2 separate regions of the Homo sapiens genome follow, and region 2 is linked to region 1. A link is an interaction called in ENCODE POLR2A ChIA-PET data of the cell type or tissue named here. Cell type or tissue: MCF 10A. All regions are shown on one strand. Links, peaks and the distances in the headings refer to the core of each region. The heading gives the core; the rest is flanking DNA.

Region 1 (16,568 bases), core at 6,095-11,094:
GACCATCTTGGCTAACACGGTGAAACCCCGTTTCTACTAAAAATACAAAAAATTAGCCGGGCGTGTTGGTGCGCGCCTGTAGTCCCAGCTACTAGGGAGGCTGAGGCAGGAGAATGGCGTGAACCTGGGAGGCGGAGCTTGCAGTGAGCTGAGATCGCGCCACTGCACTCCAAACTGAGGGACACAGCAAGACTCTGTCTCAAAAAAAAAAAAAAATTAAACAATTTTAGAGTAGAATAATATACTTCCTTGTAACATATTCATACTGACACAAAGCCAGGGGTATTTGAGGAAATCTCTTGCCCTTTGCAATTCTCCTCTCATACTTCTTTTTATACTAAATTTTTGGCATGGCTCTGTTCTGACGGATGGATCTCTTACAAACCTATTCTGTTTCCTAACCCATTCATTTCACTAAATAAAGGTTCGAACCCCTATTGGTCAACATGCTTTTATCTCCTGTTATAAATACACCAAGCAGTCAGGGCCCTCTCTTTCACAGATGACCATTATTTCTCACCGACCAGCCCCCAACCTCGGCATCCAGAATTTAGGGCCAACAGTGTCGGAACTGTACTTGCTAGTAGTTACCTAGGTAATTTCAAGATGCCCATCTTTCAGAATGTTTAAAAATGAAAGTTCTTAAGGTGACAGTCTCTCAAATAACAGATAAAGAAATTAGGCAAGGTACTGCTGTCTCCATCTCTGTAAAATAAAACCTAGGCACTTTCACTGATAATAGACTAGCACCAACATGCAGTCAGTAACACGGGACACTAAAAACAAGCCATTTGGATCACACAAAGAAGAATATTGACTCGTGCCACTTTAAAACATGTGATATTATTTGGCATTCACAATTCTTTCCCTATTTGTTGTCTGTATTGAATTTTTCCTTTGACTTAGTGCACTTGCTCATGTATCTTGCCCTCTTTTAAACCTTGGTTGGTGACGGTTCTTTGCACAATTGCGGAGGTCTTTTGCTACTCCAATTGCATAAATAACTGAAGTAAGGCTGCAAAAGTCAACCGAGCTTGGGCATCAAGGACAATGAAGTTGCTGAGTATCTCTTGTGCCTCACTGACTCCTTTCCAGTCAGGAGACGGTAAGTGCTTCGTACTAAGTGATTATGCTCCAGGAAACTCCAGTGTGTTAGGAGCAGGCCCATTGGCTGTGCCATGCATCACAGCCCTGGGCAATCGCAAAGTCTAGGGCAAACAATATGAACAGCGAGATTGTTGCTCCCCTGTTTTTTATGGGAGAGATAAACCTGAAATGGCTCAGGCTAGAGAAGCTGCTGGGAATAAGGGGGGTCCCCAGCAGCCATGTTCAGTCACCTCCTGGCTCCTACACATGACAACTTGTGCAAATGCAAAGAAGTAGGTCCGGAGCTTTCCATCACATCTCAATACCCTAAGACCAAAGATCCTTCCAGGCTAAGGACTCAATACAAATACACAAACCTAGATGCTGTACAACATATGGCTCCATTTTGAAATATGGCTATGGAGAGGGAGGGCTGGGAATATCATTTACTGAGTGTCTATTGTGTCTCGGGCTCTGTGCACATTGCATTTTGAGCTCACAAGAACTCTGTGAGGAAGTACTATCTCTGACAAAAGAAAGAAAACTGCTGAGACAAACTGAGTTGCTGTTAGCCAGCAAGAGTCAGAACTAAGCTCTCATCTGAATCTGTCTGATTGTGAGGTCTTTGCTAGCTTTTTTTTTCTTTTTCTTTTTTTTTGAGACAGAGTCTGGCTCTGTCACCCAGGCTGGAGTGCAGTGGTGTGATCTTGGCTCATTGCAACCTCTGCCTTCTGGGTTCAAGTGATTCTCCTGCCTCAGCCTCCCAAGCGGCTGGGATTACAGGTGTTTGCCACCACGCCCAGCTAATTTTTGTATTTTAGTAGAGACAGGGTTTTACCATGTTGGCCAGGCTGGTCTCGAACTCCTGACCTCATGTGATCAGCCTGCCTCAGCTTCCCAAAGTGCTGGGATTACAGGCGTGAGCCACCATGCCCGGCTGGCCTTTGCTAGCTTTAATCACTAGGAGCATGACTAGGGTAATGGAAGAGGAAGACTTGCAATGCATGGAGTTTAGCCAGAGCTTCAGTTCCCTTGCTCATCCTCCTCCCTTCATCTCTATCTCCTCCTTCTCCCTCTAGCACTGACAGTGTTCAAACAAGACCTCAAGCTACCTAGGCCTGACTTTCCTCATCTGCAAACTTAGGGGTTGGCCTGGTGACAAGACAGTGGCACCGACCAAAATATGAGCCTGTTGTGACAGAGCCCATGCATGGCCTTGCTGGGTCTGGACAAACTATACACTCCCACTCTTCTTGTGGCACTGACTTGGGGTTTCTTGTTCTGATTTGATTTCCAGGGACCCTCCCTGGGTCACAAAATCTGTAACCCCTGGAATACTGCGTAATGCAAACTGAACTGGATAGTTGTTTATCTAGCTCTTACCTTGTTTTGAAAAATGTATGGAATTTCTTTCTTTTTAAACAAGTACCATTTTGTTTCAGACCAGTTTGAAGCAGAAGAATGTCCTGATAATGGCATAGAGCCAAAGCGATTCCATCCTCTGGACATGAGCTGTGTGGTGTCCCCGTCCTCATACCTATTCCAGAACCACACTGGTCCCTGCTCTCGTCTCCGAACTGTCGGAGGATGGACCTGCTTTTGCAAGGACCTGAACTCCCTGTGTTGTTGCTTAAGATTTTTACCCAGGCATGAAAAGGAAATGAATTCTGCCAACTCATCGCTGTGTCTGTGGGAACAGAAACTCAGGGCACCTATTCTCTGCAAGAAAAGCATCAATTCCCTGTAAGAAAAGTTTCCCACCTGAGACAATGACACAGACCAACATAAATGCTCTTTTGGTTTTATGATTTCTGATATTAGATTTTACTTGATTTTTTTATTTTTAATTTTTTAAATTTCATTTTGAGAGTTAAAAGGGTTACTTCTTTTATTTCCAGCAGTTCAAGGAATTTCAGAGCAATCTTGGTCCAGAGTTGGTAATAAAGACATTTAAATGAGATGGGAATACTGTCTGTTATGCTGACCAGTACTAAGTCTCCCGCAGTTCATTTTTCCTGAGAATAAATGCCTGTCTGATACATCAAGACCTATTTATGCTTAGTAATTGTGTGATTCTACATCCTCTAAAGCACCTCCACCTGAAGATTAGTCATTCCGCCAACCAACATTTGCTGAGCTCTTACTCTGAGCAAATCTTGATGTTCATCATCATGAAGTATACAAAAAATAGAGACCACGATTTCTCCTTAAGAAGCTAAACTTCTTCTTGGGGAAAAAGTGAACAAAACAAGAGCTGACATAGGGAATGTGTCACATGTTTAATAAATAACTGCTAGAGGAAAGAGGCAAATAAGTGATTTAGAAGTTCAGAAGAGAGATGGACCCCTAACAGATTTCATTCATTCAAGCACCAATTCTTTCACTCATTCAGCCAGACGGTATTTCTGGACTTCCGTGTTTGGGTGTTAAGGGGATTTCAGGATGAATAAGAAAGGGACCTGCCCCTGGGACTTACAGTAAAGTAGACAAGCTAAGTCATGTCCACAAACAAATATAAATCTAGGTTGTAGGTGATACGTGCCGCAGAGAGGTAGAGAGAAGTGTGCTTGGACTTCAGGACTTCAGGGATGGGACTCAGCTCAGAGACAATCCTGGGAGGCCTCCTCAGGCAGATATTTAGTCTGGCTTTGAAGAATGGGCAGAATCTGTACTTGTGGGGTTGCTTAAAACCACTTTCATCAATGGTGCCCAGACAATTTCTTTTGGGATTGACCATTGGTATTTGGAACATATTTCTCATGGAAACAATAGTGTGGTCTTTGGTCTCCTGGTATGCCCACAAATCTACAATGTGCCTGAGAACTATTATAAATACATTCTTTCAACTATAGTCATGCGCTGCATATACAACAGTGGTCCCATAAGATTATAATATCGTATTTTTACTGTACCTCTTCTATGTTGAGATATGTTTCAATACCCAATTGTGTTACAATTGCCTACAGCATTCAGGACTGTAACCCGCTGTACAGCTTTGCGGCCTAGCTGCAATAGGCTACACCGAACAGCCCCAGTGTGTAGTAGGCTCTGCCATCCAGGTTTGTGTTAGTGCACTCAATGATGTTCACAGAATGACAACATCTCCCAGGACACATTTGTTAGAACACATTTCTTAGAATCCCCATCATTAAGTGATGCCTGACTGTATGCATAAATATTGTGTCAGGGTTCCTGTGGGAAAATTCAGGCTGTTTTCTCATGTTTGGAGCCATGCACACAGCTTCCTGCTGCCCAGGCTCAGGGGCAGGGGTCCCCACTCCCCAGCTTTCCTCCCTGGCTGCAGCCCCCTTGGGTCTCAGCCAAGGCACAAGGATAGTGAAGGCTTCTGTGATGGGTGAGATTTGTGAGGGAAGATCTGGGCTGTGGGGCCTGTAGCTGACACAAACTGGGGGTGGGGGAGCTTTTCAGAAGAGGAATTTAAAAATCTCTTGCTTTTGCCAGTGTTTTTTTTTTTTTTTCTTTTTTTTTTTTTTAAACAAAGTCTTGCTCTGTCGCTCAGGCTGGAGTGCAGTGGTGCGATCTTGGCTCACTGCAACCTCCACCTCCCGGGTTTAAGGGATTCTCCTGCCTCAGCCTCCCGTGTAGCTGGGACTACAGGCGCCCGCCACCATGCCTGGCTAATTTTTTGTAGCTTTTGCCAGTTTTATAGAAATATAAGTCTGTGTGAACATATTGCTAGGGCTCCTCCCAGGGCCCCACAGAGGTCTCAGCAAGTGAGAGACTCTTGTCAGTCTTCATTAACTTTCTAGAAAATCCACATCTGGATCTCCAAAATTTGAAATGCTTGGAGAACAGACATCTATTTATTCTTTGTCCTTCACTAAAATACGGTGACTCCCAAGTGTTTTGTATTAGGGAGAAAAGGGACTAGGTTCCGACAGCCAACTCCTTTGCCGTCCCTGGGGTAGAGGGAAAAGGGGAGGAGAGAGGAGGAGGAAGGGAGACTGGGGTGAGCATGAGGCCTGGTGTAGTCAATCATAGCACAGGCATAGGAGCCAAAGGGACCTGGGCTGGTATTCCAGAATTTTCCAGAATTGATCTAGGACAAGTGACTCCACGTTTTCAAGCCTGGGATTTCGCATTTATAAAAAGTTGGTAATAATGCCAATTTCAGGGTGCAGTTTCAATAAAAGAATATGTCTAAAACACCTAGCATAGGTTGGGTACAGTAGCTCTCACCTGTAATCCCAGCACTTTGGGAGGCCGAGGTAGGCGAGGTGGATCACCTGAGGACAGGAGTTCAAGACCAGCCTGGCCAACATGGTGAAACCCCGTCTCTACTAAAAATACAAAAATTAGCTGAACGTGGTGGTGCATGCCTATAATCCCAGCTGCTCAGGAGGCTGAGGCAGGAGAATCACTTGAACCTGGGAAGTGGACGTTGCAGTGAGCCAAGATTGTGCCACTGCACTCCAGCCTGGGTGACAGAGTGAGACTCCATCTCCAAAACAATAAAAATAAAAGTAAAAAATAAAAATAAAATAAAATACCTAGCATAGTCCCCTGCTCCCTGCAAATGTTTAACAATGCGCAGGGACAAGATGTCTGGAGACTGTGATCCTACCTATGGAAAACAGCTTTGCAAAACTTCACTTTCCTGCCTGTAACTTTAGTTCATTTATCTCTACACCCGAAAAGAAGAAGAGACTGCAAGAAATGTTGGTGTTGGAAAGGACATCAAGCATTACGGAGAGGACGGATATAAGTCTGTGTAAGTCTTTTGTAAGTGGTAAAATTCAACGCAAATGGGAATTTGTGTTGATGTCAGCTTGACTGTAGAGATGGTGCATAGGTTTTCAGCTGCTAGCCAGGTATAGTGTTTCCAAAGGATAAAGGTAATCAGATTGCTGGAGAACAGGGACTAGAAAAGCAGGTCAGCTGAAATAACTTAGTGTGGGTATTTTTACTAAAAATTGGTCAAATAGAATCCTTTTAGAGACAAATACTGAAATATTTACAGGTGAAGTGATGTGCTGGGAGTTGTTTCCCCAGGGGGCAAGTGGTTGAGGATACTGACAAAGGTGGCCATCTCACTTCTTTGGTATATGTCTGCAATTTTCAAAGTAAAGTTTTAAAAATGATCAGATAGATAAAATCATTTATTCTATCATCAAGCAAATGTCAAGATATGTCCTTTGCTGTGACCCCCACCCACCCACCTGCCAAACTAACCTCACTGGCATTCCTTAATCCCTCTGATGCAGTCCTGCCTCTGTGCCCTAGGAACGCTGTTGACTCAGCAGGAGGCATCTTGGCTGATGTAGAGGTTCCCTTACTTTGAAGGTGTCCTTGTTGGGGTGCCCTTGTCTGCTGTCATTATCCTCTTCTAGTTCCTGCCCCTACCTTGAGCTTCAGGACTCCTGTATGACCTGGTTCTTTTTTTTTTTTTTTTTTTTTGAGACAGAGTCTTGCTCTGTTGCCCAGGCTGGAGTGCAGTGGCATGATCTCGGCTCACTGCAACCTCCATCTCCTAGGTTCAAGCAATTCTTCTGCCTCAGCCTCCCCAGTAGCTTGGACTACAGGTGCCCGCCACCACGCCTAGGTAATTTTTTGTATTTTTAGTAGAGACAGGGTTTCACTGTGTTAGCCAGGATGGTCTCAATCTCCTGACCTCGTGATCTGCCCATGTCAGCCTCCCAAGGTGCTGGGATTACAGGCGTGAGCCACCGTGCCGGCCTGACCTCCTTCTTGACTCATAGTCTTTATCCGACCTCCCATACCTGCTTGGCCAGATGCATTGCAGAGGACTTACTACCCATGTGCTTCTGGTCTTCTGACTTCTCCCTTGAATACGGAATCTGGCAATTAAGCAACTCCCAGGTTCAACCCAATTTCATGCTTGGTGCATAATTCCCACCCTCCCCTGACAAGTCTCCATGATTAACTGGAGCTCACAGTTCACAGTGACTCTGAAGGAGAAAAAAAACAATTGCGCATTTTCAACTCACAAGAATAACGTGCATTTCATTTCTTTGTAGTTTTATTCTGGAATTTTTAATTTACTATTTCTTTTGCTTTGAATGTATCAATTTCCAGTCATCTTAATGAACTCATTATAGTAAATCTCTGAAGCATTTTATTTTACTTCACTTTTAAAAATTTGTATATTTTTCCTTTTGTTTGTATTTTTTATTATCATAGTAATCTAGACTCTGACATTAGAATACACAGTATCTATTAATTTCCTATTGCTTCTGTTAAAAATTACCACAAACATAGTGGCTTAAAGTAAAATGCATTTATCCTCCTACAGTTCTGGAGGCCAGAAGTCTGGAATGGGTCTCTCTGAGCTAAAGCCAAGGTGCGGGCAGGGCTGAGCTCACTCTGGAGGCTCAGGGGAGAATCTGTCTCCTTGCCTTCTTCTGGAGGCCACCTGCATCCCTTGGCTGGTGGTCCCTTCCTCTATCTTCAAAATCAGCAGTGCAGCATCTTCCAGTCTCCCTCTGCCTCTGACCTGTTTCATCTGCCCACCTTCCACTTTAAAAGACTCTTGAGATTCCACTAGGCCAACATAGTCCAGGATAATCTCCTGTTTTACAGTCAGCTGATTGGCAACCTTAATTCCGTCTGTGACTTTAATGCTTCCTTGCCATGCAACATATACACAGATTCCAGGGATTAGCATGTGGACATTTCTGGAGGCCATTATTCTACCTGCCACACAGCATATTAGAGATTGAATGTCGTTTTTAAGAATATCCAGGGCGAAATATATCCCAAGCATGAAGTGGTTGATTTAATAAGAACCATACAAGGGACTGGATGCTGTTCAGTGAAATTTGTCTAAGTAAACTGGCAACTGAAGCACTCATGCTCCTAGCACCATCAGTTTACAGCTTAGCTTTTCCACAGGCTCCAGATTTCTGGCTACCCAGGAAGCTCCCTTGTTGATCTGGGGTGGACTCCTGATCCTTGTGATGCTGCCTCTCGGGTAACAGACTCAATGTTATACACTTGGAAGTCACTGCTGTTGACCCGGCACAACCCTGGCCTTGTTCTCCACTCAGCCCCAGGGCACCAGCTGTGCCACACAAGACCATGTGTCCAAGGGATGTGGCCTCAGCGTCCAACACAAACATGGCCACTGGCATTGTGCCAGGTGCAGGAGACAGACAGCAGAGACAAGAATTCTAACGCTGGAAGGGAATTTAGAAATTGTCTTGTATTTATTTATTTATTTATTTATTTTGCAGTTTATCTTACAGATGAAGAAAATGAGGCCTCGTGATGCTGAGTAATTTTTAAAAGACATACAGGCGGTGTCAGAGCACTAGACCGGAAGCAGGTTTTTTTTTTTTTTTTTTTTTTTTTGAGACAAGGTCTGGCTCTGTTGCCCAGGCTGGAGTGCAGTGGTGCAATCTCGGCTCAAGTGATTCTGCCACTTCAGCCTCCCCAGTAGCTGGAACTACAGGTGCACATCACCACACCCGGGTATTTTTTTTTTTTTGTAGAGATGGGGCTTTCACCACGTTGGCCTGGCTGGTCTCAAACTCCTGACCTCAAGTGATTCACCCACCTTGACCTCCCAAAGGGCTGGGATTACCGCTGTGAGCCACTGCACCTGGCTCGGAAGCAGATCTTTGAGGGGCCAAATGGAACCTACCCTGGTTTCTTTCCAAATCGTCACTGGTAACATTTATAATTCTTTTGCAACAATAGTTTTTTGTTTTGTTTTGTTTTGCTTTGCTTTTCTGAGACAGAGCCTTGCTCCGTTGCCCAGGCTGGAGGGCAGTGGTATAATCTCGGCTTACTGCAACCTCCACGCCCCCCTGGGTTTAAGCAATTCTCCTGCCTCAGCCTCTGGAGTAGCTGGGATTACAGGCGTATGCCACCATGTCCGGCTAATTTTTGTATTTTTAGTAGAGACGGGGTTTCACCGTGTTGGTCAGGCTGGTCTCGAACTCCTGACCTTGTGATCCGCCCACCTCAGCCTCCCAAAGTGCTGGGATTACAGGTGTGAGCCACTGTGCCTGGCCAACAGTAGTTGTTTTCAACAAGGTCAATGTCTCTTACGTGTTGCAAGGCTAGAGTCCGTGATAATAAAGAATGAAAGTCCTTTGTTTCAAAAGTATAAGCAAGATAAGATGTAGTAAAATAAAATAAAGTAACACAGTGAAGATAATGGTTAAGGCTGCATTCAAAATAAGCCACTATCCTGTGCTCAGCGAAGCTCAGGTAGTGCCATGTCCTAATTGCTCCCAGATAAGATAGTGGGGGCAAACAGGGGTGCATCCTTCCCCCTAGATCCCAGGATGAGGGGCGAAACTCACTGCTCCCAGCCTACCAGTCCCAGAACCCAATGACATGCAGGCCCCTTGCTTGAGGGAAGGACTGTACAAGCACTTTTCCCAGGCCCTTGTTCTTCCCAAATCGCAACAAAAGGGGAAAAAAAATGATGTGCTTCCTTTGTGACATTTCTGAAGGAACAATTAGTGTTACAACTCATCTTCTTAAATCTTGTATTTAATTGTGAGGCATTCTCCCTATTGGGGAATGACAGTTTGACTCATCAACATTTTGTCAGTCAGTTCTCCCGTGATCAGACATCTGTGTAAGCTGCACAACGTATAAAGAGAAATGTTTCCTGAATAAAGGACATTCAGTTGATTTATGCATTTTTAATTCATAAAAATGATGCCTGTTTGAACAATGATTCATTTTCTGTATTAATACAAAAATGAATTCTGACAAATGGGAGTCAGATGGAGAAATTATGTGGGCTGTTTAATTCAGTTTTACAGTGTTTGACCTTGATATTCTAATTCATTGCCACATAACAGGAGCTTTCATGGGAGGTACTGATTTATTACTATTATTTTTCTTCCATTTCCTTTTTTTTCCTTTCTTTCTTTATAGGAGTCCTGAAACAATACTAGAGAGTTATTTTTAAAACATAGCTCTTTATGTATGTCTGATCAACAGCAAAGTAATTTAGAATTTTAAATAAAGTAAATTTGAGGGTCCTTATAAACCTCACCATGGAAACCAGAGAGTGAATTGTTGCCATGGAGACATTTGTAAGTCCACTATGCCTGGAGTTATTATTACCATATACAGTTGGCCCTTTGTATCTGTGGGTTCTACATCTGTGAATTCAACCAACCATAGATTGAAAATATTTAAGAAAAATCTTCCAAAAATTTTCAGAAAGCAAAACTTGAATTTGCCACACCAAATACTACGTTAACTCCATGAGAATGAAGTGATGTCTAGGCATTGCATTAGGTATTATAAGTAATCTAGAGATGACGTAAAGTGTACGGGAGGTTATAAAGTGTACATAGGTTATATACAAATACTACGACATTTTATATCAGGGACTTGAGCATCCTCAGATTTTGGGTTACCTATTGGAATCAATCTCCCATGGATACTGAGAGATAATTGTATTCACATACTAGCATGAATCAGGTACGTTATGTAAAGCATTTTAAGTTCCTCGCTGAAAGCATGGTGATGAATGAAATTAATATGAAACCCTTCAAAGCACCAACGTCTCCTCATCCTTGGTACAGAAGAAGAAGAACCCCACAGTTCCCAGGCTTCATCCCCAGATCCCTGATTCAGTCTGGAATGGAGGTGGGGTGTGTGTGTATATATATATATATATATATATATATATTTTTTTTTTTTTTTTTTGAGGCAGAGTCTGGCTCTGTCACCCAGGCTGGAGTGAAGTGGCATGATCTTGGCTCACTGCAACCTCCGCCTCCTAGGTTCAAGATATGAGAATTGAACTTAAATGCTTAAGAAAGAACTAGGTTTTTATGAATTTTAATTAATTGCATGTTAATTTTTAAAGTCAAAGGAAATCCCTGACAGATCAACAAGAATTCTGATTTAACCGAGACAAGGCTGGGACACAATTCCTGACAACCAATTCCCCAGAAATTCTTGTTTGTAAGTCAGGGGAGAAACTCACACTGCACAGGCCTCAGAGTCACGTGAGAAGCCTGTTTAAAATATAGACACCCATCCTGGATAACATAGTGAAAACCCGTCTCTACTAAAAATACAAAAAATTAGCCAGGTGTGCTGGCAGGCGCCTGTAGTCCCAGCTACTCGGGAGGCTGAGGCAGGAGAATGGCGTGAACCCGGGAGGCAGAGGTTGCAGTGAGCCGAGATCATGCCACTGCACTCCAGCCTGGGCAACAGAGCAAGACTCCATCTCAAAAAAAAAAATTTTATATATATATATATATATATAGAGAGAGAGAGAGAGAGAGAGAGAGAGAGAGAGAGAGAGAGAGAGACACCCAGGGCCAGGCACAGTGGCTCACGCCTGTAATCCCAGCACTTTGGGACGCCAAGGCAGGTGGATCTCTTTGAGGCCAGGAGTTCGAGACCAGCCTGGGCAACATGGTGAAATCCCGTCTCTACTAAAAAATACAAAAATTAGCCAGGTGTGGTGGCGCACACTTGTAATCCCAGTTACTTGGGAGGCTGAGGCAGGAGAATCACTTGAACCTGGGAGGCGGCGGTTGCTGTGAGCCAAGATCGCACCATTGCACTCCAGCCTGGGTGAGAAGAATGAGAATCCATCTCAAAAAAAAAAAAAGAAAACATGCAATGCGTATGCTTTTGTGTTGGCTTCTTTCACTCCACATAATTCCTGTGAGATGCACTCAAGTTTTTGTGTATTGGCAATTGATTCCCTTTTATTGTTTGTAGTATTCCATTTTGTGAATAGACACAATTTATTTGTCTATTCTTCCACTGGTGGACATATGGATAGTTTCCTGTTTTCATTTTATTTTTTTTTTATTTTTAAAAAGTAGAGATGGGGTCTCACTATGTTGCCCAGGCTAGTCTTGAACTCGTGGACTCAAATGGTCCTCCTGCCTTGGCCTCCCAAAGTGCTGGAATTACAGGTGTGAGCCACCACACCTGGCCATTTCCTGTTGTTACTATTACAAACACTCTGTGGACATTCTTATACATATATAAAACATGTATTACATATAATACAGACATTATATATGTATTATATTACATATATAACACATTGCATTATATATGTATTATATTACATATATAACACATATTGCATTATATATGTAATATAATACATACATAACATATATATATATTCCACACACATGCACATATATATACATGCACACACACATCTTTGGCATGTGCATGAATGCATTTCCCTTGGGTATAAAGCTGTGGCTGGGATTGCTGGGTCACAGGGTAGCCATATGTTTAGTTTCAGTAGAGACCGCCAAGCTATTTTTCAAGGTGGTTGAGTGAGGCTATACTCTTACCAGCATGCAATGTATGACTTCCAGTTGTCCCATGTTGTCACTAATACCAGAGATTATCAGTCTTTCAAACTTTGTCTGCTCTAGTGGATGTTTTGTGGTGTATTTTATTTTATGCACTTAAAAACAGTTTTCTGAGAAGGGATCCATAGGTTTCACCAGACACTATAAGCAGTTCATGGCACAAAAGGCTCTAAGACCCCTGCGTTAGATCATGGTCTTCACGAGCCTGGTCAAAACTGGGCACGCTGGCTTTCCAACCGAGAGAAGGACAAACAGCAGAAGTCCAGAAGCAATTTCCTTTTGAGCAATAAGACGGAAGTTGTTCATTCCTCAGTCACGCAGCAACTTAGTCACCTGGCCACACCTGGCCTCAAGGGTGTCTGGGAAATGTTGTCTCTTCCTGAGCAGCCCATGCTTAGTTTACACTCTATTAATATGGAAGAAGGGGCAATTGACTGCCAGCAGTCTCCAACACATGAAGCTATTGACCAGGCCTGGTAGATTTTGGGAGGGGAGACTTTCACGGCCCTGTAAGTGGACTGGCACCCAGGGTGAGGAGTGACTGAGTCAGCCAAGCCAATCCCTCTTGCCTTTAGTTGCCCGGGCCTGGGGCAGTTTCCTGCCGTTTGCTCAGCCTGTCCCCCAGGCAAGCACATGAGGTGATCAGGTCTGCGAGGTTTCCCAACAATGGATTTATAGGATAATCCTTTCTATGCTGTCAGTAAATAACTGCATGACTGGAAGGTGAGTAGGGTAGTTTTATTTGGGTCTTGGAGAAGAATGCTGAAGGTATGGGTGTACTGATGGCTGAATCATGCCTGTGTCAAATACTGTGGGTGGCACTTTACTCTTTAACACGACTGCCAATATGGTACTGGAACTTTTCTAGTAAATTACGATAGTGTTTCAACAAGGCCTCTTTGGTCATCCATGAACGAGCTTTTCCCCACTTCTCTGACCGGGTATAGCAGCTACCCAAGGACATCTGTAGGCCACAGAGACAGTGCTCCAATTTCTCCACTCCACAGTTAGAGAAGGGAGCAAGTGATGAGGTGGGAAGAAGTGATAACGTGTCTCCCAGTAGAATTATGTAGATGGGATCTAAAATATATGGTTGTATTACTCAGGAATTAGAGCATGGTACTTTGGCATGGATCCTACCAACACCCAGTGATTGGAAGAAGCTTTGTCATGTAATTCAAGGTCAGAGTGGAACTAACGCTCTTTTATGATAGTGAACTCATAAAAGAGTTCACTATCCCACCAGCTGGGTTTGGGGTTTTGGGTCCATATGGAGACTCAATGATAAAGAGATTAAATCTCGAAGTGTGAACCATGTCTAATTAAAAAATACATGTACTTGAAAGCAACCAAAGAAAAGCAAAACCCTAACTACCTGTGGGGAATGGAGAATCACCGCAAACTCCTTCCTCCCCACCCCTCTCATCTTGGGCGTCTGAGTTCGTACTTCTCTTCCTGGCAGCAGATGTAGGCAGAGAGGACAAAGAGTCTTGATGTACAGATCAAGGAAGGGGCTGGGAAAATGTCGCCAGAGAAGCTTCGAGACCTACCAACCTTTGGGAGAGAGGGTGATGCGAAGCTTTCAGGACATGGGGGAGGCAGGAACTCTGGGAGAAGAAAAGGAATTAAAAGGACAGATGGCACTGGGGGCGGAAACAGGTGGGGCCCATGTGGAGAAAAGGGGTTTACCTGTGAACTGTTACTGAGGGAAGTTGGGGCAGCAAAGCAGGCTCTCTAGTAGGACACACAGGGGTGCACTGGTGAGAAGAGAAAGCCCAGACCGCTGGCCTCATCACCCTCCCTTAATGCCTCCAACTCATGGGCTGCAGCGCTGGGGACCCTGAGATGAAGAGGTGAGTGTGGCGTGCACGAGTGCACTCGGGGTCCGGAGGAGCCGGAGTCAGGAAGTGCTTCCACCTTTCTGTCCGCATGCTGGGGGAGACCCCTTCAGAGCGGGCCAAAGCAGTACTGTATCCACTCACTGGAGACACTGTAAAGACGAGACCCCACACTCCAGTGCACTGCACCCTCAGAGCCCAGAGCCCCAGCCCAGGAGGAGGATGGGCTGCGCAGGCGTGCACGGCTCCTAGAGCATGGAGGAGCTTTGCGGACACCAAAGTCTTTGAGTTTTACGGCCCCTTGCTTGGTTACGCGGGCTGTTCGCACCGCACCTAAGCTTTAAATGTGTGAATTCCACCCAAATCTGTTCAGAAATTCTAGTTTGGGAAAAGTTATAAATAGATTTCTCATGAACACTGATGGGGAAAAAATGCACACATGTAAACGTACCCATTGGCTGAGGCTGTGAAGACAGAACTGAATAAAAAATTCTTGTTGGCACCAAATACACTGGGAGGTTTTGAAGTAAGCCTCCTGCCTGCCTGGCAAAACGGAAGTGCTGACTGAACTAAGAGTATATTATTCATACAAAAAGCGTGCTTATTGGACGAGGAAACCCTGACCTTAACACTCTTTTTTTCTATTTTTCATTTATAATATTTGATTTAATTAAGAAGCATAAGCCAGGCATGGTGGCTCAAGCCTGTAGTCCCAACATTTTGGGAGGCCGAGGCAGCAGGATTGCTTGAGGCCAGGAGTTCATGACCAGCCTGGGCGGCATAGTGGGACTTTGTCTCTATAAAAACATTTTTTTTTTAAATTAGCCAGGCATGGTGGCACATGCCTGTAGTCCCAGCTACTCAGGAGGCTGAGGTGGGAGGATTGCTGGAGCCTGGAAGATCAAGGCCGCAGTGAGCCCGTGATTGTGCCAATGCACTCCAGCCTGGGCGACTGAGCAGGCCCTGTCTCAAAATAAAAACGAAGGAAGGAAGGAGGGAAGGAAGGAAGGAAGGAAGGAAGGTAATTGTGAATGTTTTCTTGGCAATCTGGCTATCCATGTGGACATCAATGTTGACTATAAAGATCCATTTGGTACTGGGGGCAAAGTTACCAGCTCACTAATGTATGGGCAATTTTCCTAGGAAATCAGTGAGGTTCATTCAGCGTTGGGATCCAGGCTTCATCTTAAACATGGTGACGTGCTGGGCTGTGCTGATGGGGAAAAGAGGCCAGAGCTTGGCCCAAAGTCTCCACTGCCTGGGCAGGAACATTTGAAAAGCCCACACACATGGAGGAGATTGTGGACAGCTTCAGAAATCATTTTGAAGCAGTGGTTTCTCAGCTGTCTACTTACAGCTGCAGAATATGGTGAGAACATTGCCTCCATTTAATATATAATGAAGGATAGGCATTGCAAATGAATGATACGAGAGAGACATCGTCAACAAATGGCATTTACTCATTTGCTTCAAATCCTTCACTAAAAATGAATTTCATTAGAATTAGAAGCCAAGAATAAAATGGCAACCATAGAAAAGCCAGAAGAATCTGTGAAAAAGAAAAAAAAAAAAGAAAAAGACAAAAACGAAAAGCTAGAAGAGAATACAACTGAGTATTAGTGAAACCACTGGTGTGTGTGTTGGGGGTGGCATCTTTTAAGTTTAGAAGAAATCACATAGAAATAATACAGATGTGTTTGCATGATATTTTGAAATTCAATATTTGCAAAAAAAATGGCTGGGAAGTAATGAAAAGTCAATGAGAAATGATCAATTGTCTTAGATCAGGTTCCCTGGAAACCACCTCAGATGAAGCTTTGCACACAAGAAGTTTATTAGGGAGGGTTCTAGAAACAGTATCTGTGAGGCAGTGAGGGCTGCAGGACTGAGCAGAGAGCAAAGCTGGCCTGGGACGCAAGAGTGACTGAGGCCTCAGCTTGTCTTTCAGAATCATCCCAAACTAAGGCAAGGGGGTTGGTGTTCCACTGGATGGATCTTTGGGTGGCCCCTGATTGGGAGCCTAACCATGGGCAAGGCAGCTCCCTTTCCTGAAGGCATCTGCAGAGAGGGAAGCAGTTGCAAAAGTCAGCAGCTCATCCTCCTGGCAGCTGTGAGAATGACAGCATCCATCTTCAAGGGGGGTCTGGGTGGCTCACCCTAGAATTCACTGTAATTATCTAAAGGGCTCATAAAGTTAATAGAAAAAATGATGACTGTAGTAATACACACATTAATAAAGGAGACAAATAGGTAATTCTTAATTTATAAATAGGAAAATGCCCAACGTCACTAGTAATGAAAGAAGTACAAGTCAAACAAAAATAATAAAATG
Region 2 (16,568 bases), core at 6,482-11,481, 75 kb after region 1:
CTTTATATTTTAGGACCAATGTCAACCTCACCATCCTGCCCTGTATTTCTTCTGTTATGTCGCTGCTTTTTTTCTGCCCCTGCAGGATCATTTTCTTCCATCATTTTAATTTATTTTCTTATTCTCTCCACTTCACACGATGAGTCATCAGCCCGACCTCCTTGAAAGAGGCATCCAAGGCTTCGCTTTTACAGGAAAGTGTTTCTAACCCTGCTTTTCACTTGCTCCCACCCTTTCAGTGGGAGTGTGCCAAACTCCTTCCCGCCGTGCCACAGCAGGCACTCAGCAAGCCGCGGGGCACAGCAGGGTGCTGCCAGGGATGCCGTCAAGCCTGGCCAGGCTCACCTTTTTTTTTTAGATGGAGTCTTGCTCTGTCACCCAGGCTGGAGTGCAGTGGCACAATCTCGGCTCACTGCAACTTCCGCCTCCTGGGTTCAAGCAATTCTCCTGCCTCAGCCTCCCAAGTAGTTGGAATTACACGCATGCACCACCATGCCCGGCTAATTTTTCTATTTTTAGTAGAGATGGGGTTTCGCCATGTTGGCCAGGCTGGTCTCGAACTCCTGACTTCAAGTGATCCACCCGCCTCGACCTCCCAAAGTGCTAGGATTACAGGCGTGAGCCACCACACCCAGCCTGAAATCTTTAGTTATCAAAGTTGTATTACATGGGTGCTATGCGGTAGTTTCTGTCCTTGAGGTTTACAGTCTAACAATGTCCTTGGCCTGCTAGGGCGTACATGGGAAAAGTTAGGTAACAGTACCAGACATCCCAGTGGGATATCGCCAGATGCTTAGTTGCCAGATGTTCAGAAGGTGAGGGCTGGTGGAGTTTGGGGTGACCAGGGAGAGCGTGTGGTGTCTGCTAATGAACCAGAAGAAGGGCTGATGTCAGGTGAGGTGCGGAGGGGGCGTGTCTGGGAGCCGGTGGGAGTGGCTTCACTTACATGAGACACACACACACAGGGAGAAGGTTCCCCAAGATTCGGTGTCAGAGTGGTTACCTGCCTGGTGCGGGGGGTAGATTTGGGCCTATAAGTAATTTTCTCTTTTTTTTTTTTTTTGCTTCTCTGTATTGGTTTATTTAGTGAGCATGTATTACTTTGTGTAATTTCGTTAAAACCTGCAAAATGTGTTGCAGGGGACAAGGAGATGCTTGACAGGGCGAGATCCATTTGGTTCTTACTGGAAATAAGTGGTACACTGGTAATGAAATTGGAAAGTGACTCTAGGTCCGATTATAAAGGGGTCTTGCAGTTTGAGTTTATAGCTTCGGTGAAATGACAGGTCTGGCATCAACAGGATGCAGATTTGGCTTAGCAGGTAGTGCTGTGCTTTCACCTGTGCAGGTCGTTCTCTGGGGTCCGTGGTCCATCATGGGAGGGCAGCCACCTCCTTTTGGGGAATGGTGACCTCTTCATGGGGTGATATTTGGGCTTTTTCACCATTCTCTGATTTCCTATTCCTCAAAATGGGGTCTAGGAAAGTTATGAGCCTGTCTATCCGTCTTAGGGTTCTACAGGTTTTCTGTGTGTGGCATATCTGTTTTCTGTGTGCTGTTATTTGAAAAATAAATAAAAGTATATCCTGTATCTTCCAGGTCATCATCCTGTCACAGAATTCTGTGTGACAACGTTAACGTCATTAATACTGGCTAAGGAGAAAATAACCGATGTAGAGTTAGTATACAAATAATTGGGGTCGACCGGGGACAGTGGCTCATGCCTGTAGTAATCCCAGCACTTCGGGAGGCCAAGGCAGGCAGATCACTTGAGGTCAGGAGTTCCAGACCAGCCTGGCCAACATGGTGAAACCCTGTCTCTACCAAAAAATATAAAAAATTAGCTGGGTGTGGTGGTGCATGCCTGTAATCCCAGCTACTCAGGAGGCTGAGGCAGGAGAATTGTTTTAACATGGGAGGTGGAGGTTGCAGTGAGCTGAGATTGCGCCACTGCACTCCAACCTGGCTGACAGAGCGAGACTCCATCTAAAAAAAAAAAAAAAGAAATAACTGGGGCCATGTGAAGACCATGTGATTCTGCAGCACATGCAGCAGGTGTTTACTGAGTGCCTGCTGTATACCAGGCAGTTTCTAGGGGTTGGGGGAATAGCAGGTAACAACATGGACTGTCCCTGACCTCATGGAGCTGATATTCTAGTAGGGGTGACAGGCGGTGCACAAATACCGAGTGTGGCAGATGGTGAGGGGTGCTGTGGAGAAAAGGAAAGTGAGGAAGGGCCCTGGGCATGCTGGTTGGGAGGAGTGTGGTTTCAGGTAGGGGCTTGAGAAGGCATTTCTGAAAGGAGGCATCTGAGTGAAGATCAAAGAGACAGTACTCAGGGCAGCCATGTGTGCCACCAGACAGAGAGGTCTGTGAGGCTGGAGCAGGGTGGATGTGCCTGGTGAGTCTGAGGAACAGCAGGCGAGCAGTGTGACTGGGGCAGGAAAGAGAAGGGAGGGAGAGGAGGGTGTAGAAGGGGGTTAGGTCAGGGAGGTTTGGGGCTGGATCAGGCGCGGTCTTGCGGGCTGGTGTAGGAACTTTGGCATTTCCTTGGAATCAAGTGAGAGAGCTTGCTAAGGTTTTGGTACAGAGCAAGGACATGATCTGACTTAGCTTTTATGAGATTGCCCTGGCAGCTGTGTGAGGGCTGACCACAGGAGGATGCAGAAGGAACATGGGAGCGGTGGTGACTTCCAGAGTGTAGCAGCAAGGTGGTGCACATGATCCCATGTAAGCTGTGTTTTGAAGGTAGAGCTGACAAACGTTGCTGATGGACTGTGTATGGAGCACAAGGGAATTAAACCATGACATGGTGCATGATGCGTACCTCGGAATCCAGCCACAGTGGAGCAACACTGTTCATCATGTGAAACTAATGTCAAGTGGAAGGTCGTTGGCTTTATAGTTTAATTTGTATTTAATCAATGTATCTGTGTCTATTTTGTAGTTTCAGAATAGCACAGTTTATGTGTACCCTTATTATTTGTGTATATTTATACAGTGGAATAGTTAATGACTACCTCAGGGTCCATGAGATTGTTTTTCCCCTTATGAAAGTATGTGGAGTCTTAAAGGGGCCTGAGAAACCCTGCTCTAACCACTGTGATTATCCAGGGACTGATGGAACCGATCTGTTCCCTTACGAAGTGTCACAGTATTGGCAGGACTCTGGACAAGGACAAGGAAGGCTGCATTCCTGTGGCACCACCAGGTGGAAGATGGAGGTATGTTCTCAGGTATGGCCAGTGTCTGCCAAGATGCAATTCCTCAGCTCTACAGTTTTACTACTTTTTCTGGTATGACACAACTAATAGACAACCTTGCAAATCCTAGCTACTCCCATGACTAGATGCAGATACTATTGAAACCTCAGAAGTCTGTGTTGCAAAATAAAGCAAAGAATGCAATAGGTTTTGTTCATAAAAGCATTTTTTTTTTGAGACCAAGTCTCGTTCTGCCACCCAGGCTGGAGTGCAGTGGTGTGGTCTTGGCTCACTGCAACCTCTGCCTCCCGGGTTCAAGCAATTCTTGTGCCTCATCCTCCCGAGTAGCTGGGATTACAGGCGTGTGGCACCATGCCCGGCTAATTTTTGTGTTTTTAGTGGAGATGGGGTTTCACCATGTTGTCCAGGCTGGTCTCAAACTCCTGACCTCAGGTGATCTCCCTGCCTCAGCCTCCCAAAGTGCTAGGATTACAGGCGTGAGCCACCGTGCCTGGCCTGTAAAAGCATTTTTATGAGCATGTGAATAATGAACTCAGTCATTTCAAGATCTTCCAAAACAATTCATTTGTTAGGGAATTGTTAGTAAATATGGCAAATAAAAATTTTTAAAAATACCTCTATTTAAAAAGATGAGTTATATATATTATTTTTCATAGATTAATCTTAGCAAGACAATTTTCTTAGTCCATTTTGTGTTTTGTAACAGAACACCTGCGACTGGGTAATATATAAAGAAATTGGCTCACGATTCTGGTGGCTGGAAAGTCCAGGACGGGGCAGCTGCATCTGGTGAGGGCCTCAGTCTGCTTCCACTCATGGCAGAAAGTGGAAGCGAAGTGGGTGTGTGCAAAGAGATCACATGGTGAGAGAGGATACAAGAGAGCAAAACCAAATAAGCCAGACTCTTTACCAACCGATTGTTTCTGGAACTAATCCATTCCTGCTAGAGTCAGAACTCACCCACCCCAGTGGAACGGCATTAAGTGTATTCATAATGATCCATCCCTATAACCCAAACACCTCCCGCGAGGCCCACCTCCCAACGCTATTACACTGGTGATCAAATTTCAACACAAGTTTTGGTGGGGACAAACAGACTACATCTAAAGCATAGCAAGAACCTAGTGTGTAATATTGTATAATCAAAATATAAGTATTTAAAAAACATTATTCACTTTGGGAGGCCGAGGCGGGCAGATCACAAGGTCAGGAGATCGAGACCATCCCGGCTAAAACGGTGAAACCCCGTCTCTACTAAAAATACAAAAAATTAGCCGGGCGTAGTGGCGGGCGCCTGTAGTCCCAGCTACTTGGGAGGCTGAGGCAGGAGAATGGCGTGAACCCGGGAGGCGGAGCTTGCAGTAAGCCGAGATCCCGCCACTGCACTCCAGCCTGGGCGACAGAGCGAGACTCCGTCTCAAAAAAAAAAAAAAAAACAAAAAAAAAACATTATTATTGAAATGATACTTCACATAATGTACTGATTTACACATGTTGCTACTGTTAATGAGAATTGCATGACTGGACACTTCATTTGCATCAGCGCTTTGCTTCTGACTTGTTAATCTTAACTGTTGTGTCACAAATAACCAGATGTGCACATTCTTATTTGTGCTTATGAACAAAGTAGTTACACTCTACTTGTGCCTTCTTTATATGCCCTTGGCTTCTTCCTTATTAAAAATATCCGTGGGTGAAAGAAAAACAGTAATTGTAGACTCACAGGCACTATAATAATTTGTAATTGCTTCTGCTGTGAATCTCGGCAACATCAGGAATGATTGAGAAGGATTGGTACATAGCCCTGGAATGCACGCCTTTCTTTTAAGGAAGCGCTTCAGAATGCCTTTGATTAAGAAGGATGTCATTATGCAGATGAGCTTGTAATTGTTCTAGTGTTTGAAAAAGGTAATAGCCCCATAATCCTAAGCACGTAGACTTGTACTGAGTATAACTCATGTGCCAGGGACTGTGCTCAGTGTTTGCTACCTATTGCCGCATAACAAACTACCCTGACCTCAGTGGCTCCAAATAACAACTTGTTAATATTTCTCACAGTTCTGTAGGTTGACTGGGCTCAGATGAGCAGTGGTTAGTTATCTGAAGGCTTTGTTGCTTACCTGTCTGGTGAGCGGACCGGGCAGGCTGGGTCGGTTGGGTGCTAATCAAGCAACTCTCTCCAAGTGGCCCCTCTACCTGGGTAGCTTGGGCTTCCTCATAGCATGGAGTCTCAGGGTGGCCAGTCTTGTCATATGGTGGCTGGTTGAGTTCACAGCAAGTGTTCCAGAGCCTTGGGAGGTGGGTGCTAAAAGACTTCTTCTGACCTAGCCTCACAGATCCCAGAATGCCATTTCTACCACATTTTATTGATCAAGCATTTTACCAAGGTAAATGCTTTGCTTCAGCCCAGAAGCAAAGAGAGGAGAATTAGACTCCACCTCTTGATGGGAGGAATAGCAAGAATTTGTGATCATCCTTAATCTACCCTACTGAATAAGTGCTTTACATAAATTATGACATTAATAGGCTTATAAGGGCAAGTTCTATTCTCATCTTTATCTTGCTAATGAAGAGACTGCAGCACAGGGATTTAAGTAACATGCTCAAGGACTGACTGCTAATAAAGGATGCTTCGAGCAATAGAACTAGCTTTGTATGATTCTAAATCCCAATGCACATAATAACTTAACTGTGCCACAAACCAGTTATTTTTGTTATTGTTATATGTTACAAATTATTTGTTCAAAACTGGCATGTAGTAGGGAGAGCACCACTGGTCTGATAGAATGGACTTTTTAAAAATAAGGGGTCTTGTATTAAAAACATAATTTAATAATTTTATTGAATAATTTGAACCAGGTTTGAAGCATTTCCGTGGAAGGAAAACATGCAAATTCCCACAATGTTAGGGTCCTGGTCAGGTTCTTTGGAGTTACAGGTAACTGTTTGTCATTTCTGGGAATGTATGAGATGTGCAGAGGCAAAGTCCAGTATCAGAGATGGTCTCACCTTGATGGCAGTAAAAGGCTCAAATGCGTTTATAATAATACCAACAGCAGCAGCGACAACAATATATTTGTTTAGCACTTTACAGTTTACAGTGAACTGTCCTCATGTTATTTCATTTAGTCCTCAAATAACTCTATGTGGTTGGCTTTTTGTCTTCGATCTGCAGGTGTGAAGGACAGAGGCTTAGCCATGTGAAATGTTTTTGCTCAATGTCATAAAGGCCATGTGGGAAGTGGACCCTAAGCCAGGCAGTGTGACTGCTCCAGGGTTCCCAGCTCCACAGTGCAGGAGGCAACCATTTCCAGTTCTTTTCTTCCTTTACTTTCTCATAGGATACTTTTTAAGCACTATAAATTGGGTTCAGGAAATGTCAGTTTGTGAAATGTGATCAATCCAGAAGGCCAACCTGCTGGACTGCAGGGGACTGTTAGAGATCAGAGGTTCCCAGGTCTGCTATTACAGCTGTTGGGTCACTGTGCAAGCACTGCTGTCAGGGTGGCACAGTGGAGGGCAGATGAGCCCTGGCAGCAGGTGGACTTGGGCACGTATTCGCTGTGGCAAATCATGTAATCTCTGGGGCTCACTTTTCTCATTGCAAAATACTGACAGTTTGCGTAGATAATGCCTCTAACGGGGAACCTTGCCTGGCATGTAATATTCAAGATATTACCTTAGCAGCCTCTTCTCCCAGACTGTTTTACATCCTCGTAACTTTAAGGCTTAAGGGAGTTTAAGTAGATTGTTTCCACAAGAGGAGCTCTGGCTGAGCTGTTCTCTTTATATACTTTGCTACGGGGTCTGGCAAGTAAAAGGTGCTGAGTAATAGCTTTCAATTCACTAAATGAATACTGTAGAACATCATTATTTTCATTCATTCGACTAAATTTATAACATACTCTAAATTTTTTATTGAAGTATAACATACAAAGTGCACTAATCTTCAGTTTAATGCACGATGGACTTTCACAAATGGAACAGACCTATGTAAACACCTGGGTCAAGAAATAATGTTACCAGCTGTCCAGAAGCCCACCCTGTTCCCCCTTCCAAGCATTACCTTAAAAAAAAAGTAACTAGTTGTCTTGACTTCTAACACTGTAACATTTATTTTTGCTTGTTTTTAAGTTGTAGCAGATGCTTACTGTAGGATCTTTGTTTTTTTTAGGTACTTATACTAAGATGGCATTAATAGACGTTCTTAGGACCAAAGGGCTGGGGCAGAATGTGCTGCCATTGGGCCACAAGTGTGCAGAGACATGGATGCTGGCCTGGGGAGATGGGCTGGGTAGGCTGTGGCCCTTTGGCTTCTTCCAGCTGTAGCCATGTGGGCCCGTATGCCCTGGTGCTATGTAGATAATAGCACTTTCTCTGTTTGCTGGGATGTGAATAAGGTTGGAAAGCAGTGTCTTCAGAGGCCTTGTAAAATTGATTAAAATGAGAAGCATATTACTTTTATTTTGCTTTGTTTTGTTTAGAGACAGGGTCTCTCTCTGTCGTCTAGGCTAGAGTGCAGTGGTGTGATCATAGCTTACTGCAGCCTCAAACTCGCAGGCTCACACAATCCTCCCACCTCAGTGTCCTGAGTAGCTGGGACCACAGGTCCTCCAGCACACTTGGCTAATTTTTAAATTTTTTGTAGAGACAGTGTTCTCGTTATGTTGTCGAGGCTGGTCTCGAACTCCTGGCCTCAAGGGATCCTTTTGCCTTGGCCTCCCAAAGTGCTGGGATTATAGGCATGAACCACTGTGTCCGGCCTGAGAAGCATGTTAATTGTGTATAATTAAGCCATTTTAAAGTGCTCAAGGGTGTTTGAAAACAGTTCTCTCAAATATTAAAAATGTCTTGTTTCCATTTTTAATGAACAAAACCTTTCTATGAAGAAAATCTTTGCTAAGATCAGTCTTTCCTCTTACCCCAGCTTTACTGAGGTATAGTTGACAAGTAAAAATTGAATGTCCACTTTTAAGGTATGCAATATGATGTTTTGATTGTATACATTATGAAATGATTACCACAGTTAAGCTAATTAACACATTCATTATCTCACATAGTTATCTTTTTTGTGGTAAGAATACTTTGAGATCTACTCTCTTAGCAAATAGATCAGTCTTTTTAAAGTTGTTTTTAATGACTAAACTTAATGTATACTTGTAAAGAATAAAAAAGGTACACATAGGTATAAAATGAAAAGTAAAAAAGACCACCTTTCTCTACTAATGTCTTCTATTTCTTGTGTATTTTTTAAGCTATGGTCTATGCATATGCAAACATTTTCTTGCCTTTTTCCTCTAAAGGTAAACCTTGAGTATTATTCCTTGGCCCCATGTATAGAGCAATCCCACTTATTTTAAAAGTCACATAGTGTTCTCTCACAACAGTATATCATGATTTACTTAACTGGTGCCCTAATGATAAATGTTGAGGTAGTTTTCATTTTTTGGCTTTACAAACAATTCTGCAATAAAAATCTTTGTACCTGAATCTTAATGTACGTGAATGAAATGTATTTGTGGGATTTTCTAGAAATAGAACGTTGGGTCAGAGAATAGGAGATTGATATCTAAAAAGATATTGCAAAATTAACCTCAAATATTGCGCCAATTTACACTCCCTTTAAATGTTTGATGACATGATTTTCTACACCCTTACAACACAAAATATAACCTAATTTTTTGTTTGTTTGTTTGTTTGTTTTGAGACAGGGGCTCATTCCATCACCTAGGCAGGAGTGCAGTGGTACAATCTTGGCTCACTACAACCTCTGCCTCCCAGGTTCTAGCGATTCTCATGCCTCAGCCTACCGAGTAGCTGGGATTACAGGTGTTTGCCACCACACCTGGCTAATTTTTGTATTTTTAGTAGAGATGGGGTTTCACCATGTTGGCCAGGCTGGTCTCGAACTCCTGACCTCACGTGATGCACCCCTCCTTGGCTTCGCTAAGTGCTGGGATTACAGGCGTGAGCCACCCCACCCAACCATGAATATAATAAATTTTTTTATTTTTGCTAATATTATAGATTAAAAATGATAATCTATTTTAATTTGCATTTCTTTATAATGACAATGGATATTTTAAAAATTTGTTTATTGACTGACTATATTTTTCTGTTACCTGCCCCTTCACATCGTTTACCCATTTTCAACTGGGTTGTTTTTGTTACTGATTTGTGAGTAATCTTTGTATATTAAGAAGCTAAACTCTTTGTTATTTGTATTGCATATGTTTTTCCTCAGTTTGTTGTTTCATGTTTCACTGTTTACTGTCTTTTAAAAAATCATACCGATATTTAGAAATCTTCATTTAGTTAACTATATCAATCTTTTGTGATTTTGATGTTTTATGTCTTGCTTAGAAAATCCTTCTCTACTCTAATATTATAAAAGTATTTAGCGCGATGGCTCATGTCTGTAATCCCAGCACTTTGGAAGGCTGAGGCGGGCGGATCACGAGGGGAGGAGATCGAGACCATCCTGTCTAACATGGTGAAACCCCATCTGTACTAAAAATATAAAAAATTAGCCGGGCGTGGTGGTGGGCACCTGTAGTCCCAGCTACTCAGGAGACTGAGGCAGGAGAATGGCGTAAACCAGGGAGGGGGAGCTTGCAGTGAGCCAAGATCACGCCAGTGCACTCCAGCCTGGGGGACAGAGTGAGACTCCGTCTCAAAAAAAAAAAAAAGTGTTTAGCTATATTTTGTCCTAGTACTTTCATATTTTCTTTTTTACATTTTAAATTATTTGAGCACGTGGATTTTGGGATAAAGAACCAGCTAGGGATTTAGTCTCCCCTCCCCCACCCCCCTCTAAATGCCTAGCTGGTTGCTTTAATACCATGTATTGATTAATTCATAATCATTATCTACTGGTCTGACATGTTATCTTTGTCATAAATGAGATTTCCATGTGTATGTGTGTCTGTTTTTGGACTCTATGTTCTATTAAAATTTTAATTAATTTCTGAATTTGAGAAAAATCAGAGCCAGTAGTGTCCGAATTATGAATTTACCCCTGGTTGTTTTTTTACTCTTCTCTTGATGTACTTCTCACACACTGCATTCTGTTGCATAAAAAGAATAACATGGTGTTGAATGACAGATCTAAAGATGGACATTTGTCTATGTGGTAAATACGTGGTAGATTCTGGGTGATTTTTCATATGCTTCATATAAAAAATGATCGTACATAAAATAACTTTTTTGGAAGGAACATAATCTGAGCCATTCAGATACAACGAAATCCAGCTCCTCTCTATAGCATCGCTGTGGGTGTAGCTAAAATATGAGATTTTAAGTTTAAAAACAACTTCTGCATGTTATTTGGAAATATTTTTTACTAATTTCTTACGCAGCCCAAAACTTAATGGGCAAATTTAAAATACGCATTTAGTGTCTTAGTATTTTACAAAGTCCTTCGAGCCTCACCTTATCTTTTTTTTTTTTTTTTGACACAGAGTCTTGCTCTGTTGCCCGGGCTGGAGTGCAGTGGCATGATCTTGGCTCACTGCAGCCTCTGCCTCTCGGGCTCAGACAATTCTCCCGTCTCAGCCTCCCAAATAGCTGGAATTACAGGCATGTGCCACCATGCCCAGCTAATTTTTGTATTTTTTTTAGTAGAGACAGGGTCTCACCGTGTTAGCCAGGCTGGTCTTGTACCCCGACCTCATGTGTTCCCCCATGTTGGCCTCCCAAAGTGCTGGGATTATAGGCATGAGCCACCACACCCGGTCCTCACTGTATTTTTGAAAACATGGTTACAGAATTAGTTGCATGTGGAGAAGCTGAAATGCTATATGTAAATCCTCTTTCCTGATTACCAGCATTCTCCTAATGCAAAGTGTGTGAAGTGACAGCAGAGAAGATATCAAAGGGTTTGGTGCTTGGGACATTCTGTATTGTCAATGTGAGATGCCCAGTGAGATGGAAGTTCTGCACAGGGTGGCTGGGCGGCAGGCATTCATTTCCGTAAGCCTCTCTCTTTCCTCCTATATGGTATGTGATGAGTTTGGGGGAAAGCATCTGCATTTAAGCTCTGTTCTGGTGGAGAGAGGGAAGAGGTCTCAGTGTTTATCGTCTCCCATGAGTTGAGTGTGCAGGATCTGTAGCCAACAACTCTTGAGTTTTGAGAGTTCCATGTGAGCCTCACTACATGCTAAGTCAGAACCACAGGGTGAGTGAATGCTCTTTCTCTGCTCCATCTGGCTTCTGTCTTCTTAACAGCATATCTGCTGTTTCACATAGCTGCATATCAAGCCAGTTTTTTGTTTTTGAGATGGGGGTTCTCACTGTGTTGATCAGGCTGGTCTCGAACTCCTGGACTCAAGTGATCGTCCCGCCTTAGCTTCCCGAGTAGTTGGGACTACAGATATGTGCCCAGCTACAAGCTGGCTCTTTTATTTTTGGGGCAGTTTAACCACTTGGCATTGTCAGGTCTTCCCTAAGCTTCCCTTGGTCTTTTCTTCCATTTTGCTGTTTTTTTGGACATTAAATAATTTATTACCTCTACCAGGTGCTTGGACAGAATAAAGTAAAAGAGAGAATCGTTATGTTAGAAAATTAACTTGTGCAAGGTGACATAAAATTCTCTCTGCTGTTGATTCATCCATGCTGGCTTTGCCAGTGGTCATGAGGGTAACCAGTGATTCAACTGTATGGGAGGGAATCTGCCCTTTCTGAGTGGATCTCACAAGGTGATTCCTGTGTGATGATGTAAAGATGAGAACCTTTCTGGGAATTTGCTTTTTTTTTTTTTTTTTTTGAGGCAGAGTCTAGCTCTATCACCCTGGCTGGAGTGCAGTGGTGTGATCTTGGCTCACTGCAGCCTCTGCCTTCCGGGTTCACGATTCTCCTGCCTCAGCCTCCTGAGTAGCTGGGATTACAGGCGTGTGGCACCACGCCCAGCTGATTTTTGTATTTTTAGTACAGACAGGGTTTTGCCATGTTGGCCAGGCTGGTCTCGAACTCCTGGCCTCAAGTGATCTGCCTGCCTCAGCTCCCAAAGTGCCTGGATTACAGGCATGAGCCACCATGCCTGGCCTGAATTTGCTTTTTATCTATGATAATAAGCTCCTCACCCAAACAGATAGGAATTGAACTCAGACAAATTTTAATGTGCACACATTTGCAAAGGTAGGCTTGCATTTTTCATTCACTTTCTCTTTTATATATTTACATGCGCAGAGGACAAAATGCAGAAGACACACAGGATGAGCAGCGAGAAACGATGCCCAGCCTCCGTCTCCCTCAGCTCTGCCACTCCTCTCCCCAGGGGCACCAGTCACTAGTAATGCCCTCAGAGCTCTTGGGTTCATCCAGCATGGGCTCTGCTCTGCCTATGCAGGTACCAGACCATCTTCGTCCAGGGGGACGTGGAGTCACACGCATGCAGGCAACAAGGAGAGGGCCGGTCACCGGATGAGGCTGGGCCCCTGGGGCAGGGGTTTCATCAGAGCCCTAGGTCTGCTCTGTCTCCAGAGAAACCTCCCCAGAGGCCCAAGTCCTGCACCCACTGCAGCAGGGCAGGGCTGTAGCCAGGTGAGCAGAGGGCAGAATCCTCCCCTGGAATACATTAGACCCTGTGGTGACATTAGTTCATGCTCAGTGCTCTGTTCACAATCTCTGGTCCTCACAACGGCCCTGTTAGCGGGTTAGGTGTGGGCATGCAGTGAGGTGGGTCCTGGAACTTGTACCCAGGCTTGTCTGACACCAGAGCCCATGCTCTCCACCACAGCCGTGTCTCCAACCTCTCCCTAGTGCTTGGTGCTACTGCAAGGACTTCTTTTTCCTTCTCCCCTTAACTGTCATGATAAAGTGACAGCATCTCAGACAAATTTAAAAATTCCCTGAAGGAATCAGCTGGTTGGCGCTGAACTTTGCAGGGTGCCGTGAACACCCTGGGCTGGAGTCTGAATGCATTGCTTTCCTCATGCAACAGTATTGACTGAGCCACTGTAAACACACAAGAGTTTTGCTGGGTGCTGAGTGTATTGTGAGTTTTCATCGTCTGTGCTAATGCTCATCTTACTGAGCATAATAACCTGGAGCATGACCTATATTGAATTCACTTGGTGGTTGCTGCAGGATGCTTAAAGGAATGAAACTTGAGGGTAGGTTAAGGGAAGCAATGGTGATGAGCTGAGCTTTCACCAGGTGGCACCTGGCTCTGGATGCTGATGTGTTTGGATCAGTGGTAGAAAACAAGCAAATAGAATGGCGAGTTAGACAGTTTCCACTGCGCACAGCACTTGGGTGTTTTCCATGCTATAAATCTTTATTTTTTCCACTTTGGTTTGAGTGGGATCACTTCCATTGGAGCTAATCCAGAAATTGCTAATTCAGTGGGAATTGTGAGTCTATAAGTTAGGAATAAATTGAGCTTAACATGCAATATATTGGAAATGATCCTAGATCCTGGATCCTTCCTCTTCCCAAACAGTGAGCTGTGAGGGAGTCACTCCTCCCACCAGGTTAGAACCATCCGACGTGTGCAGATGTGGCATATATGGTGTATGTTCTGAGGGACAAAATGACGACCCCTGACTGCAGTGTGGCTCCAGCATTGCTTGCTTCCAGGCTGACCAGGGACAGGTGTCCTGGAAGATGGCTCTTCCTGTTCCCAGAGCTGTCCCACCCTTCAGTGTCCACAGGCATTCTGGAAGCCCAGGTTCTCCTTCATTCTGCTTAATAGCTCGGCCTAGAATTCTCATTCGTATTCTGTGCCTGGAGACCCAATCCAAACTCCAAGCCTCATTCCATTTTCCTGGGCTCTGGTTCCCTCCAGGATTCGGTCCACAGGTGGGTGTGGACAAGACTGCTGGGACCACGGCCTTGGTTCCCTGCTCTGTTGATGAGGTTCTTGGGCTCAGACACCACCTGCAGCCCTTCTGCAGCCAGCCTCTCCGTTGCCTGCAAACCCTTGCCCATCCTTCCCTCAAGACTCCCTCAGAGACATTGTACCGTTGTTTTCTAGTGATCCTTGAAATTTGATGCAGTAGCTCTTAGAAAGAAGAGACTAGAAAAAAAATAGGAGGCATGGTTACTGGGGAGGGGGGGCTTGGTTGGTAAAAATAAGTGAATTTTGCTGGCATGGGTCAAATTCCTCCCAACTGAAAAGAGGGGAGTATCTATTAATACAAATGTAAAGAGGGGAGAAAATGTGTTCTGTTACATGGGAGAGGCATGCCCTGTAGTCAGGAGCCTGTGTCCAGTTATGTGAGATGGAAGCTGGGGGGCAGGGTGGCGGGGAGGAGGGAGGGAGGGAGGGAGGGAGGAAGGCTAAACTAAGGTCATGCACTCAGGTCCTCAGGTACATAAGAGCTAGTATCTATCGCACTCTATATACTGACACTGGACGAACTCCTTCCCTGCACTGTCACAGCCCTGTGAGGTGTTGCTCTTCCTGTCACTATTGTGCAATTGAGATGGAAGCCTGGAGAAGTTAAATACTTGCTCAGGGCCCCGCAGCCAGTAAGTGGCAGGACCTGTGCTTACCTCCTGGCCTATGGACTCCAGCGATTGTGTTGTGAAGCCACCACACCCGCTGCCTTTCCTGAACACGGACAGGAAGCGTTACATACCTAACGAGGAGAACATGGGCAAAACCTTGCGAGTTTAAGTTGTGAGTGAGCTAAGGGTGAGCCGAGAGGATGACTGTAGCCAAGCCTGGCAGCCTGGGGAGCCTATCTGCAGGTGTGGAGGGGTGAATTGTTAGTGAAGGTGAGGAACAGCAGAAAGGAGAGGCAGGCAGGGTGCAGAAAGGATCCCGGATACGATGAACAAAGCGGGGCCCGAGGAGCCACCCCTGCGGGGGAGCAGTGGGGTGGGGAAGGACTCGAGTCTCTGGCGCCTCAGCACTGTGTGCCAGGTGAGAGACAAGTTGTGTGTGGTTTTATTCTTTCCATATCCATTTCTTTTTGTTTGGTTTTGTTTTTAAAAAGTATTTAGCATTTAATGAACCTCCTTCCCTGCGGCTGCAAGCCACCAGCACACAGGCCCCCCAGCATTCTTAATCTTCTCAGCTCATCAGAATTGGGCCTTCATGATGACAGACTGCTTTGGGAGCTTTCCCTTTCCCAGAACTTTATAGTAGCCCAGTTGCACCACAGCAGTGATGGGAGGAGCCTCTTGGTGGTGGCGGTGGTTTTTTGTTGTCGTCGTTGTTGTTGTTTTGTTTTTTTTTGAGATGGAGTCTCGCTCTGTCGCCCAGGCTGGAGTGCAGTGGTGCAATCTCGGCTCACTGCAACCTCTGCCTCCCGGGTTCAAGTGATTCTCCTGTCTCAGCCTCTCAAGTAGCTGGGATTATAGGCGCCTGCCACCATGCCTGCCTAAGTTTTGTATTTTTAGTAGAGACGTGGTTTCACCATGTTAGCCAGGCTGGTCTCGAACTCCTGACCTCAAGTGATCCGCCTGCCCTGGCCTCCCAAAGTGTAGGGATTATAGGTGTGAGCCACCATGCCCGGCCCTCAGTCTTGTTTTTAGCAGCATTTGCCTGTGTCTGCTCACGGATCATAGTCCACAGTTTGTCAAAGTTGACAGTTGGGCTGAAGCTCTGTTTCCTCTTTAAGTGGTAATGCCTCACACCAGCTTTCCCACATAACCTGGGTGACATTTGTCAAAGTTGATCCTGTGGTGGTGCACACCACCTGCATTACCACAGCCTCCACGGTGCTTCCGCACTCGGTGATGTGGCCATGGCCGTGGCTCGTGTGGCCCTGAAGTTTCCGGCTCTTCCTCAGTCTGGATGGCATGTCAGACAAAAGAGGAAGATTTCTACAAAGTCTCTTAAGGTATTGAGCACCTATTTCTCCTTTTAAAAACGGGCAAGCTGAGCACAGTTGTGCATGCCCATAATCCCAGCTACTTGGGAGGCTGAGGTGGGAGGATCGCTTGAGCCCAGGAGTTTGAGATCAGCTTGGGCAAAGGGGAATTTTTCTTTCATTATCATTTTGATGTAGAAAATCAGTAACATCTTCTTTGCCAATATGAAAACATGTTTTTCTTTAAGCAGAGTCTTGCTGTCAGCCAGATTGGAGTGCCATGGTGAGATAATAGCTTACCGCAGTCTTGAACTCCTGAGTACAAGGGATCCTCCTGCCTCATCCTCCTGAGTAGGTGGGACTACAGACATGCACCACCAAGCCTGGCTAATTTTTAAAATTTTTGCAGCGATGGGGTCTCACTAGGTTGCCCCGGCTGGTCTGGAACTCCTGGGCTCACACAACCCTCCTGCCTGAGCCTCCTGAGTAGCCGGGATCACAGGTGCACACCACCATGCCTGGCTAATTTTTCATTAAAAATTTTTTTTAGAGGGTCTTGCTAGGTTGCCCAGACTGGTATTG

The links. ChIA-PET counts read pairs that join two places held together with the same protein. Peaks named below come from ENCODE experiments on the same cell type or tissue, not always from the same donor. Only the 100,000 strongest peaks of a DNase experiment are listed, where the experiment ranks them.
Region 2: POLR2A ChIA-PET joins it to region 1 with 5 read pairs; 2 of 35 experiments call an interaction of 5 or more read pairs at or near these places.

What each region holds. Positions count from the first base shown.
Region 1 is chr18:9,645,458-9,662,025 of GRCh38, forward strand. It overlaps LINC02856 (long intergenic non-protein coding RNA 2856), which reads left to right and starts at 653. Exons shown (of 2, transcript XR_002958226.1): 1 at 653-1,105; 2 at 2,529-3,133. RefSeq lists an enhancer at 1-15. In MCF 10A, for the core only: no CTCF peak of the experiment used is centred there; a DNase peak (open chromatin) is centred at 8,164.
Region 2 is chr18:9,719,627-9,736,194 of GRCh38, forward strand. The region is part of intron 1 of RAB31 (RAB31, member RAS oncogene family); the gene reads left to right. Among named protein-coding and RNA genes, the nearest start is that of RAB31, 20 kb to the left of the region's middle. RefSeq lists a silencer at 3,180-3,239 and an enhancer at 14,976-15,475. In MCF 10A, for the core only: no CTCF peak of the experiment used is centred there; no DNase peak of the experiment used is centred there.